2 separate regions of the Homo sapiens genome follow, and region 1 is linked to region 2. Evidence: chromatin loops called from intact Hi-C (ENCODE). Cell type or tissue: natural killer cell. All regions are shown on one strand. Region 1 has its middle 39 kb from the start of DOCK9-DT. Region 2 has its middle 35 kb from the start of DOCK9-DT.

What was found. Hi-C counts contacts between places; a loop is a spot of excess contacts. Peaks named below come from ENCODE experiments on the same cell type or tissue, not always from the same donor. Only the 100,000 strongest peaks of a DNase experiment are listed, where the experiment ranks them.
Region 1: it touches region 2 in a loop (2.5-fold over the local background); 1 of 110 quality-filtered maps calls a loop at or near these places.

The regions. Positions count from the first base shown.
Region 1 is chr13:99,123,086-99,128,085 of GRCh38, reverse strand. No RefSeq gene overlaps it. Among named protein-coding and RNA genes, the nearest start is that of DOCK9-DT, 39 kb to the right of the region's middle. RefSeq lists an enhancer at 2,918-3,017. In natural killer cell, no CTCF peak of the experiment used is centred here; a DNase peak (open chromatin) is centred at 2,925; H3K27me3 peaks cover 308 bases.
Region 2 is chr13:99,049,645-99,054,644 of GRCh38, reverse strand. It overlaps a transcript of DOCK9 not described here. Among named protein-coding and RNA genes, the nearest start is that of DOCK9-DT, 35 kb to the left of the region's middle. In natural killer cell, no CTCF peak of the experiment used is centred here; DNase peaks (open chromatin) are centred at 894, 2,704, 3,334 and 4,314; H3K27ac peaks cover 338 bases.

The sequences.
Region 1 (5,000 bases), 73 kb before region 2:
CGAAGATCAGCTGACCAATTTTATGTGGGTCTATTTCTGGACTCTCTATTCTGTTCTGGGAATTTATTTGTCTATTATTTTGTCAATACCACACTGTCTTGGTTACTGGAGCTTTATGGTAAGTCTTGTCAGGTGATGTCAGTCCTCCAACTTTGTTCCTCTCCTTCAATATTTTGTTGGCTATTCTGGGACTTTTGCCTCTCCATATAAACTTTAGAACCAGGTTCAAGCGATTCTCCTGCCTCAGCCTCCTGAGTAGCTGGGATTAGAAGCAACGCACCATCACGCCCAGCTAATTTTTGTATTTTTAGTAGCGACGGGGTTTCACCATGTTGGTCAGGCTGGTCTCGAACTCCTGACCTCGTGATCCGCCCACCTTGGCCTCCCAAAGTGCTGGGATTACAGGCATGAGCCACCGCGCCCGGCCTAATTTTTGTATTTTTAGTAAAGACGGGGTTTCACCATATTGACAAGACTGGTCTCGAACTCCTGACCTCAGGTGATCCACCTGCCTCGGGCTCCCAAAGTGCTGGCATGAGCCGCCACGCCTGGCCCATATTTTGTTATATGTATACTTGAGTATTTAATTTATTGGTGCTAATATAAATGGTTTTATGTTTTTAATTTTAAGTTTCTCTGGATTCTTTTTGAGTCCAGTTTTATAATCCAGAGTTTTGTTCTCTTTACAGAATTTTATCATGCCCTGCTTTGATAACTTTGCATCTTATATCTTCACCCAGTGAAATGACAAACACATAAAATAAGTATGAGCCATGGATACATCCCAGAAACTGTTTCTTTGGTTTAGGATACAATGAATTTTTTATCTTAGTCTCTCATTTTTCTAAGATCCCATTTTTAAAAATAGGAAATTAAATTTACTTTTGTTCCAATTCTGCTTTAGGAAACTTGGTGTCCCTTTCATCATGGGTCTCAATTTTAACCAGAGGGGTCTCTCCCTCCATTTACTTCTTGAAATCGATGTTCTTCTTCAGGGTTACTCATAGTGTGACCTGCCAGATCTCCTGCCCCTGCACCTGCCCAGCCACCTCCTAATGGACTAATATGCGCCCCACTACAAGCTCAGCAATTTGAACTTCCCATGCTTAGCTTTGGGGCCAGTTCTGGCTTTAGCTGCAGGGATATTTAAAAGTTTAGTTCAATAGATGAAGTGAGTCCTCACCAAATCTGTTGTGTTGCTGTTTTTTCTTGAACCACAGTTCTAGTTCTAGTTCTAGTGACTGAATTCCTCACTGCCACTAAGTACACAGTTCCAAAGTCTTCTAGACTTACTTCTGGAGCCTGACAAGTGACTGTTCCTTTAGCCAGTACTGGGGCTTCCAGACATCATTGCTTCTGTTTTTTTTTGTTTGTTTGTTTTCAGTTTTTTTTTAAATTTCAATGGTTTTGGGAGTACAGGTGGTTTTTGGTTACATAGATGAGTTCTTTAGTGGTGAATTCTGAGATTTTAATGCACCCATCACCTGAGCAGTCTTTTATCCCTCACCTCGCTGCCAACCTCTTTCCTTGCATCCCCAAAGTCCATCACATCACTCTATATGTTTTTGCATCCTCATAGCTTAGCTCCCACTTTTGAGTGAGAACATACGATATTTGGTTTTCCATTCCTGAGTCACTTCACTTAGAATAATGGCCTCCAGCACCATCCAGGTTGCTGCATAAAGACATTTCATTCCTTTTTATGGCTGAGTAGTATTCCGTGGTGTATATATAGCACATTTTCTTTTTCTTACTTGTTGGTGGACACTTAGGTTGGTTCCATATCTTTGCAATTGGAAATTGTGCTGCTATAAACATGTGTGTGCATATGTCTTTTTCACATAATGACTTATATTCCTTTGGGTAGATTCCTGGTAGTGGGATTGCTGGATCAAATGGTAGTTCTCCTTTTAGTTCTTTAATGGTAGATCTACTTTTAGTTTTTCTTTTTTGTTTTGTTTTTTGTTTTGAGACAGTCTCGCTCTGTCGCCAGGCTGGAGTGCAATGGCGCGATCTCGGCTCACTGCAACCTCCGCCTCCCAGGTTCAAGTGATTCTCCTGCCTCAGCCTCCCGAGTAGCTGGGACTACAGGCGTGCACCACCATGCCCAGTTAATTTTTGTATTTTTAGTAGAGACAGGGTTTCACCATGTTGGCCAGGATGGTCTCGATCTGTTGACCTCGTGATCTGCCTGCCTTGGCCTCCCAAAGTGCTGAGATTACAGGCGTGAGCCACTGTGCCCGGCCTACTTTTAGTTTTTAGTGCTTGTCTGTTTGGATCATCACACATTACTTGCTCCCTGCTGCCAGGCCTCAGTCTGCGCTACACCCATATACTACTTATTTTCTAGACTTCCAAAGTGCTGGGCACCACCCAGTCCTCTGCCAGGCACGGTCCTCTCTGCAGGTGATCCGCTGCCTGTGTGGGGGTCTCCTCCCTCCAAGCAACCATTTTCACCCACAGGCATGTCTCAACTCCAGGTGCAGACCCCTCCCTGACTGTCCTGTTCCATCAACTCCGGTTCTGTTAAAAGGATGTGAACTTTACAGACTTCCCAGCAAGGCAGCTCCTTGGAGGCAGAGACCTCATTTGGAATACGCTCAACTATATTAAAATGTGATTTTGCTCAACCATATGAAACACTCAGTTGTTAGGACAAAAAAAAAAAAAAACCCTGCTTTTCACATTCCCATTTTACCTCTACAATGTATCATTTCATCAAACACCAATTCACAAATGGAACTTACATAGCTCGTTAACTACAGTGTTTTATTCTCTTATGAAAATATGTCAGAAAGATTTGAGAGTCTGGGACTGTGGTGAAGCCCCCATCAGCCCGGGCATATGGTGGGGGAGGTCAGGAACATTTTCTTCCAGCTCTCTTCAGACAGCAGCCAGACAGTTTTCAGCGCCTTTTTTTTTTTACCGTTTTGGTGACTCATTTCCTCACTTGAGACACAGAAATATGAATGCAGTGTCAACCAACCATAAAGGAGTGTTACGAGAGTTCTGGTCATGGAGTAATCATAATTGTATTTGGTATATGATTTGACCGTATTTATTCATAATATAATACTCTAGGGTTTGAACATCTTATTTTTGGTTCTGCTGTGAACTATATAGAACGTGATGGAAAATCACTCCCTGCACATTACCCTGGGCTGCAGTGTCCATAAAAGGCGATATGCTGGCTCAAGAAATTGAAATTGAATGATTTCATAACCAACCTGTGAGCCTCGCTTCCTCCTTCACATATGAAAGCACGTTGGCACAGAGGGGAGAAAATTTTTTTTTCATATGTTTCCACCTCACAGCTCCTTTTCTAGGTCTCCTAGTTGGAAAGACATTGATTTCTACGTGGGAAGACTTTTGCACCTGCAAGAATCCTTCACGGTCATATAGTGTCACCTCTCTCCCAAGGCAGAAATCCCATCTGCAATATTGATCAATGACCTGTCAAGGATGAATTAATTGAGTGCCTACTATGTGCTAGCTAGGCATTGTGCTGAGCCTCACACAATGGCAGACCCTGAGATAAGAATTCAAGTGCCAGGAATTTGAGAAAGGGTCCCGGAAAACACTGGAAATAGTGGACATGAGACAGAGAAGACAAGAAAGCCAATAAAGGATGCACATTATCAAGCAAATTACCACCATGGGCAGATAGAGCTCGATCCCACTAGAGAATTCTGAAAACCAAGACTCAGAATTCATCCAACCAAGGGGCCAGGGATCTGGGGTATTAATCCACCAATTCTCCATCTGTCATGGGTTCAGGCTGCTTTCAGGGGAATGAAATTTCCAGCATGTCTGGCTTCTCCATGCATGGGCACAGTGTGTTTTCAAGGTCAGAAAAAAAAAGGCTTTGAGTGGAGATTTTCAGGGGTCAGCTATAAGTAGAAGTGAATGCCAGTGGGAGGTGGGGCCACTGATACCATCTGCTACATTCAGGAAGACAGAGAATTAAGCTCTTCTCCCTACTTTTGATCTGAAGGAGCAAACGGGGACATTTGCTCCTTGAATCCAGTGGAATCCAAGGGGAAAGCCCTGGAGCAATGGAGGTGATGAGTTTGAACGAAGATGTACAAAACCTGAGTTAACTGAGCGTGCAGATGAGCAGAGAGAAGAAAAATGGCTCTAGATGACATCAGGCCATGACTAGTCATCAGTTGCCACATGAGGTTTTCAGGAATGACATGGAAATACCAGCTTTCCACAGCTGTCTGGCTCTCCCCAGGGAAATGGGAAACCCTGGTACAGAGTCGAACCTTGGGCAAAAGGGTTGGAAGGAAGCAGGTGATCTGGGCAGAGCTGCCAGCTCTTCCTCCTTCCCTGGGGAGAACTAGTTGAAAATGAGTGTAGGGAGCCTGGCAGGAGAGCCAGCAAGGCAGGCTAACCCCAGAGGTGTGTAAGTGCAAAGGCTTCACGGCCATGCTTTCAGCAGACCTGGCACTGTTCAGTGCTGTCACCCAAGCCAGCCGAGGCTGGCCTAAGCCCACTTGCTTGTGGGGAGGGGGAGCTCATGCCCCGCTGGCTATAGGTTTTTTGGGTTATGAAACTAGGCAGGGCTAAGCCTGGAAAAAGTCCGAAATCATTAGTGGAGTCTGCGGTGTGCTAGGGCAGGTGGAGGCAACTTTCCTCAGTAAGGCAGTTCGCGGCCAGTGCTGCGGTTGGTTGGGATGTTCTTTGGGCAGACTGAAGTCTACCTACCTTGAACTTTCCCTTCATTCTACTGCTGCCCTTTGGAATGCCCTGATGATTCCCAGGAAAGTTTTGAGAATACAGCACCTGGCCCATGCTGCTGATAAAGATTCCCTTTTGGATAGGTGTTTGTGGTTTGTGATGATGTAACTAATGATTTTGTTTCCCTGGTTTCAAGCTAGACTGTTCTAGTCCATATATTTCCAGGAAAACAACTCTGCCGTGGATACACGTAGGGTGTGTAGTGTGTTCCTGCCACGCTCCTCATCCCTGCCCTTTGACTTCCCATCTCGGGTTCA
Region 2 (5,000 bases):
GCAGGGCAGTAGCAATGGAAGAACTTAGATGTGATTCTGGGCTTATGCCTTCCCTCTTGCTTGCCCTCAAACCCTGTCCAACCAACAACTAACAGCAAACCAAGTTTTTAGATTTATCACAGTTAGGGACTTAACTGCTTTATGTGGACTTGTGTGGCTTTCTCAGCTATTCTGTAAAACCTGCTTTATTACCATTGCTATTATTTCTGCTGTTGTGAGCTCAGTGTCAGTGTCTGGTTGTTAGGATGTACAAAGATTCTGGGTGAGGCTATGTTGGTCTAGAGCTCTAGGTTATAGTGGGCCATGGAAGCCCACCTTTCAAATTTTTGGCGAGGCCACAAATTACCCCATTAAGGGTCTCAGAGCATGGAGAGTAATGTTTTTATGTTTTAATTACTCTAGACCAAGGCTGTTTTTTTTCTAAGTGAGAGCACTAATATTTGTAATTTTGCAGCCATTGGGTTTATAAATATGCCTGAGTAATCCCCATGAACTAGATTTTAGAGTGAGCCACCAGAAGAGTCTCCTCTTTTGAGATGCGGCAAAGAATTGCAGTGTCTTACAGTGGAAAAGGAAGACAGTGAAAAATGATCTATGCAGAAATTCACCCCTGGTTTTGGCTTTTGACTTCTTCATGACTCCCCTTTCTTGCTTACCGTGTTAGGCAGATAATCTTCTTTGAGATGTGGTAGTCAGACTAACTCAGCCCCATCTGCTTTGTGTTTTTTTTTCAATGCAAGATTAACCCTGCTTCCAAAACCTCCTGGTGTTTTCTTGGGAGTAGGAGGGTGAGTGAGGGGAGGTGGAGGGTGTGGGGTGCTTCGCTCCTCTTGTAATAACCCTCAAGTGTGTGCTATCTGATGGGCCCAGGCCACATGTTGTGCTATCGCTGGGGACCAGGTAACAGTCTGAGGTTTCTTGGTTACAGTAACTGATCCTCACTCCAGGCCCTGGCAGGAAGGAGAACCCTCCTGCAGTTACTGAAACCTGGTTCCCGGTTTTAATTTCTTTAATTCTTTTGTACAAGGGTCTGAGTTACAGAGGTTTCTCCTTGTCTCAGAAAGTTCTTACCATTGGCTTTAAATAAAACCAGGTGGCTTTCTTGGTTCAAGTGGCTTACAGAAAGAATACCTTAGAAAGCAATTTAATTCAATTACATTTAATTAAATTATATTGAATTTGAATAATTAAATTTATATTCTAAGTTTTTTTCTTAGAAGCATAATGAGCTATTTTAGAAATATGTATTAAGGTTGCTGGTTTTTTCCTTCTGCCACAAAACGTGATTTGCATGGGAAATTATTTATAGTAGCTTAGAATTCTGAACAAGAGTGACAAAATTTATCTTCTTTGCTCTCCTGCAAATTTGTATAGGCTTAGGAAATTTTGTCATTTAACAAAGCTCTTGAAATCTCTGTGGCTTAAGTTACTGTGGACATAATTCTTATCTGATTTCAATAGAAAAGGACAGTAGGGATGTGAACACAGTGGCAGCTGGGAGAGGGCGCAGGAGTGATGTTAGTGGTAATCTATTTTATTTTCAGGTGTGTTTAGGAACTGGGCTCCTGGAGACAACCAAGAAATTGGGAACTGGAAGTGGTTTGACTGAAGGAGTAATGGGAGAGACTTCATCCCAACGGCGAATCCCTACTGAGGCCTGAAAAACCTACCATTAGAAATTCATTAGCATCAATAGAGTGGAGAGACAGCCAATGGAATGGGAGGATATATTTGCAAATTGTACATCTGATAAGGGATTAATATCCAAAACATATAAAAAACTCAACTCAAAGTGAGAAAACAACTCAGTTAAAAAATGGGCAAAGAGCCTGGGCAACATAGTGAGACCCTGGTCTCTACTTAAAAAAAAAAAAAAAGAAGGCTGGTGTGGTGGCATGTGTCTATAGTCCCAGTTACTTAGGAGTCTGACGTAGGAGGACCACTTGAGCCCAGGAGTTCGAGGCTGCAGTGAACCATGATTGCACCACTGCGTTGCTCTCCAGCCTGGGTGACACAGTGAGACCCTGTGTCTACCCCCACAAACCTCCCCAAAAAAAAGGGCAATAGCCATTTTTCAAAAGAAGACATACAAGTGGCCAACAGGTATATGGAAAAATGCTCAACATCAATAATCATCAGGGAAATGCAAATTAAAACCACAGTGAGATACCACCTCACACCATGGAACCCTTGGATACGGAGTGTGGTCTGTACTTTGAAATCATTTAGGATAGCAGAATATTTTGTGGAATCTAGGGAGATGGGGAGCTGAGGTCAGGGAGAAGTAAGCTGTGTGCTGGCATTTGTTTACCAGGAGATCCTTCCATCCTACTCCATGGCCAGGCAGTGAGTAGTGGGCCAGGGGTGAGGGTCTCTGTGGAAGCACAGGATGCTGACATTAGACAGGGCACACTCCTACCTTTGCTGCATATCCACTGCCCCTTGCAGGGCCTTCATGTTTCCCTAGGGGCTGTGGAGCTGTGCCCATCATCCCCACTAGAAGCCCCCAGCTCTGATAGTCAAGCATTTCCATGGGGAAAATTGGTCGTGCTGAGAGCTAATGACTTATGGTTATTAAGGATGTTTTGAATCTTTAAACAGGAATGGTACTTGGCTGAATATCAGTTTGGCTTCTGTTGCTCATTGCATGTCTTCTTTATTTTCAAAAAGCCAACTGATTTCTCTTTCATATGTGGTGTTTCCTGTGGTTCTGGTGTTTTTGTGAACAAATTTGTTATGAGGAAATTCAGCAGATTGTGAGTTCTGATTTTTTTTTTTTTTTTTTTTTTGCCACTAGTGGAACATGTTCTTTAGCTGCAAACTGGAAATGTAGTTTTTATTGGTTGAATTTTGATAGGGTGTACTTGCTTTGTGGATCATCCTGAGCAATTGGGACCACTTTTGTCTGGGGTTTGAAGTAATTGCAGGTGAAAAGGATGAGTGTAGTGGTGGTGAAGGTCTCATTTCTACAGCTGAGTCAAGTCGTCTGCAGGTTGTGTTCATCATTCACATTCCTGCTTTGCTTGGTTTGCCTGGGATGTTTGTATCACTATCAGCGAATGACCTTTAGAGCATTCGGATAACCTTAAGTTCTGGGTATTGAAAAGATGTATTTTTCTTTCCTGTTTGGATGAAATTTTCATTAGTATGAAAGCTGCAGACCTCATGTTTCCATTGCGAGGTTCAAGAGAGAAGGTAGAAGAATGAATGAAAAGTCCTTGGGACTCGGCCCCAAGCCCTCGGTGAAGAAGTTGTGCCTCCTCAGGCTCTGTCTGCTTCAGGGACTTTCAGGAAGTTGCAGGTGTGTTGTGCCTGCATTGTGGGCTCAAGCAGAAATCAGTAAAGCAAAGAGCAAGAACTGAGCTTTGGCGGGAAAGGGGGAGCCTGAAGAGCTCACAGTGTCAAAGGAAGCACTGAGCTGGCTCCTAGGCAAAGAACATGCCAGAGGCTTCCCTTCAGCCTTTCAAGGCCACTATTACCTCCCCTTCCCTCCCCCATTGCTTCAGGTGACAGTGGAGGAACTGGAAGTTGCACAGAACACAGTGGCTCGCACAGCCCTTTATTGCTGGATGGAGAGGGGAGGGGTCCTCGCAGAGGCGGGCTGGGAAGCTGGGTGGGCAGGTGATGGAGAGGAAGTCTCCCACTGAGTTCTTCATCCTTCTTACGTCCACCTGTGCAGGATGAGCTGCTTGTGCTTGGCCTTACGTCCTGGCAGCTGTCTCTGAAAAGTTTTAATCTTTGATTTTGAGAATCAGACATCTTTGGATCCAAGGGTTACCAACACCTGGGGGGGCCATGTATATGAAGTGGAGGCTGGTTTTAGAGCAACGACACATTAAAGTGGGCTGGGCTACAGCTGCTCTAGGGGATAGATGGAGAGAGTTTGTGGGACTTGTCATTAGTGTCTACAACATGGTGGGTGCTTATGACATGTTTATTTTTTATTTATTTACTTAGAGACGGAGTCTCGCATGTCGCCTGGGCTGGAGTGGAGTGGTGCAATAGCTCACTGCAACCTCCCCCTCCAGCATTCAAGCTATTCTCCTGCCTCAACCTCCCGAGTAGCTGGGATTACAGGCGCCCGCCACCACGTCTGGCTAATTTTTTGTATTTTTAGTAGAGACAGGGTTTCACTACGTTGGCCAGGCTGGTCTTGAACTCCGACCTCGTGATCCACCCACCTCAGCCTCCCAAAGTGCTGGGATTACAGGCATGAGCCACTGCGCCCGGTCATGACATGTTGATTGGATGGGAGAATAAGTTAGTCATGCAAGGTCATACTGTTTGTAGCTGATTCAGGTTTCGCTGTCTCGGATATTTCCATTCGTGTATCACTGCAAGGGGAAGTGGTTTTGCTTTTTTTTTCTCCTACAGGCCTGAAATATGGAATGAACTCTAGGTACTTGATTTTAATTAAAGCATTACCAAAGTGTTATTTTTGCTCTGTGACATAGATAAACTACACATGCTATGTGTCTTTCCATTTTTGATTTGTTTTTACTTGCTGTCCATGGCTTGAAATTTTAGACAGGATCCAACATGCAAGCAGGTGTCATCTTACATGTTGAAACCTAAATATCCTCCATAAACTTTGATAGCTCCATAGGTTATTTTCAGTATTTTCACATATCATATTTCAATTTTTTAAATCTATAGCATAATTGCTTCTTGTATTTTTAGATGTCATGAAGATGTTGGCCTAGGAGAGAACCTGCAGCATTCATTATCTGGAAAGATCAATCATTTCCTAATGAAATCCAGTTTTGTATGTTAGGGATCATTATCTGATAATACAGTATGTGTCCTGCTTTCAAAAATTTAGCTATTGGCTGGGTGTGGTTGCTCATTCCTGTAATCCCAACACTTTAGGAGACTGAGGTGGGAGTATCTTTTGAGTCCAGGAGTTCAAGACCAGCCTGGGCAACATGGTGAAACCCTGTCTCTACAAAAAAATTGTAGAAAATTAGCTGAACGCTGTGGCGCACACCTGTGGTCCCAGC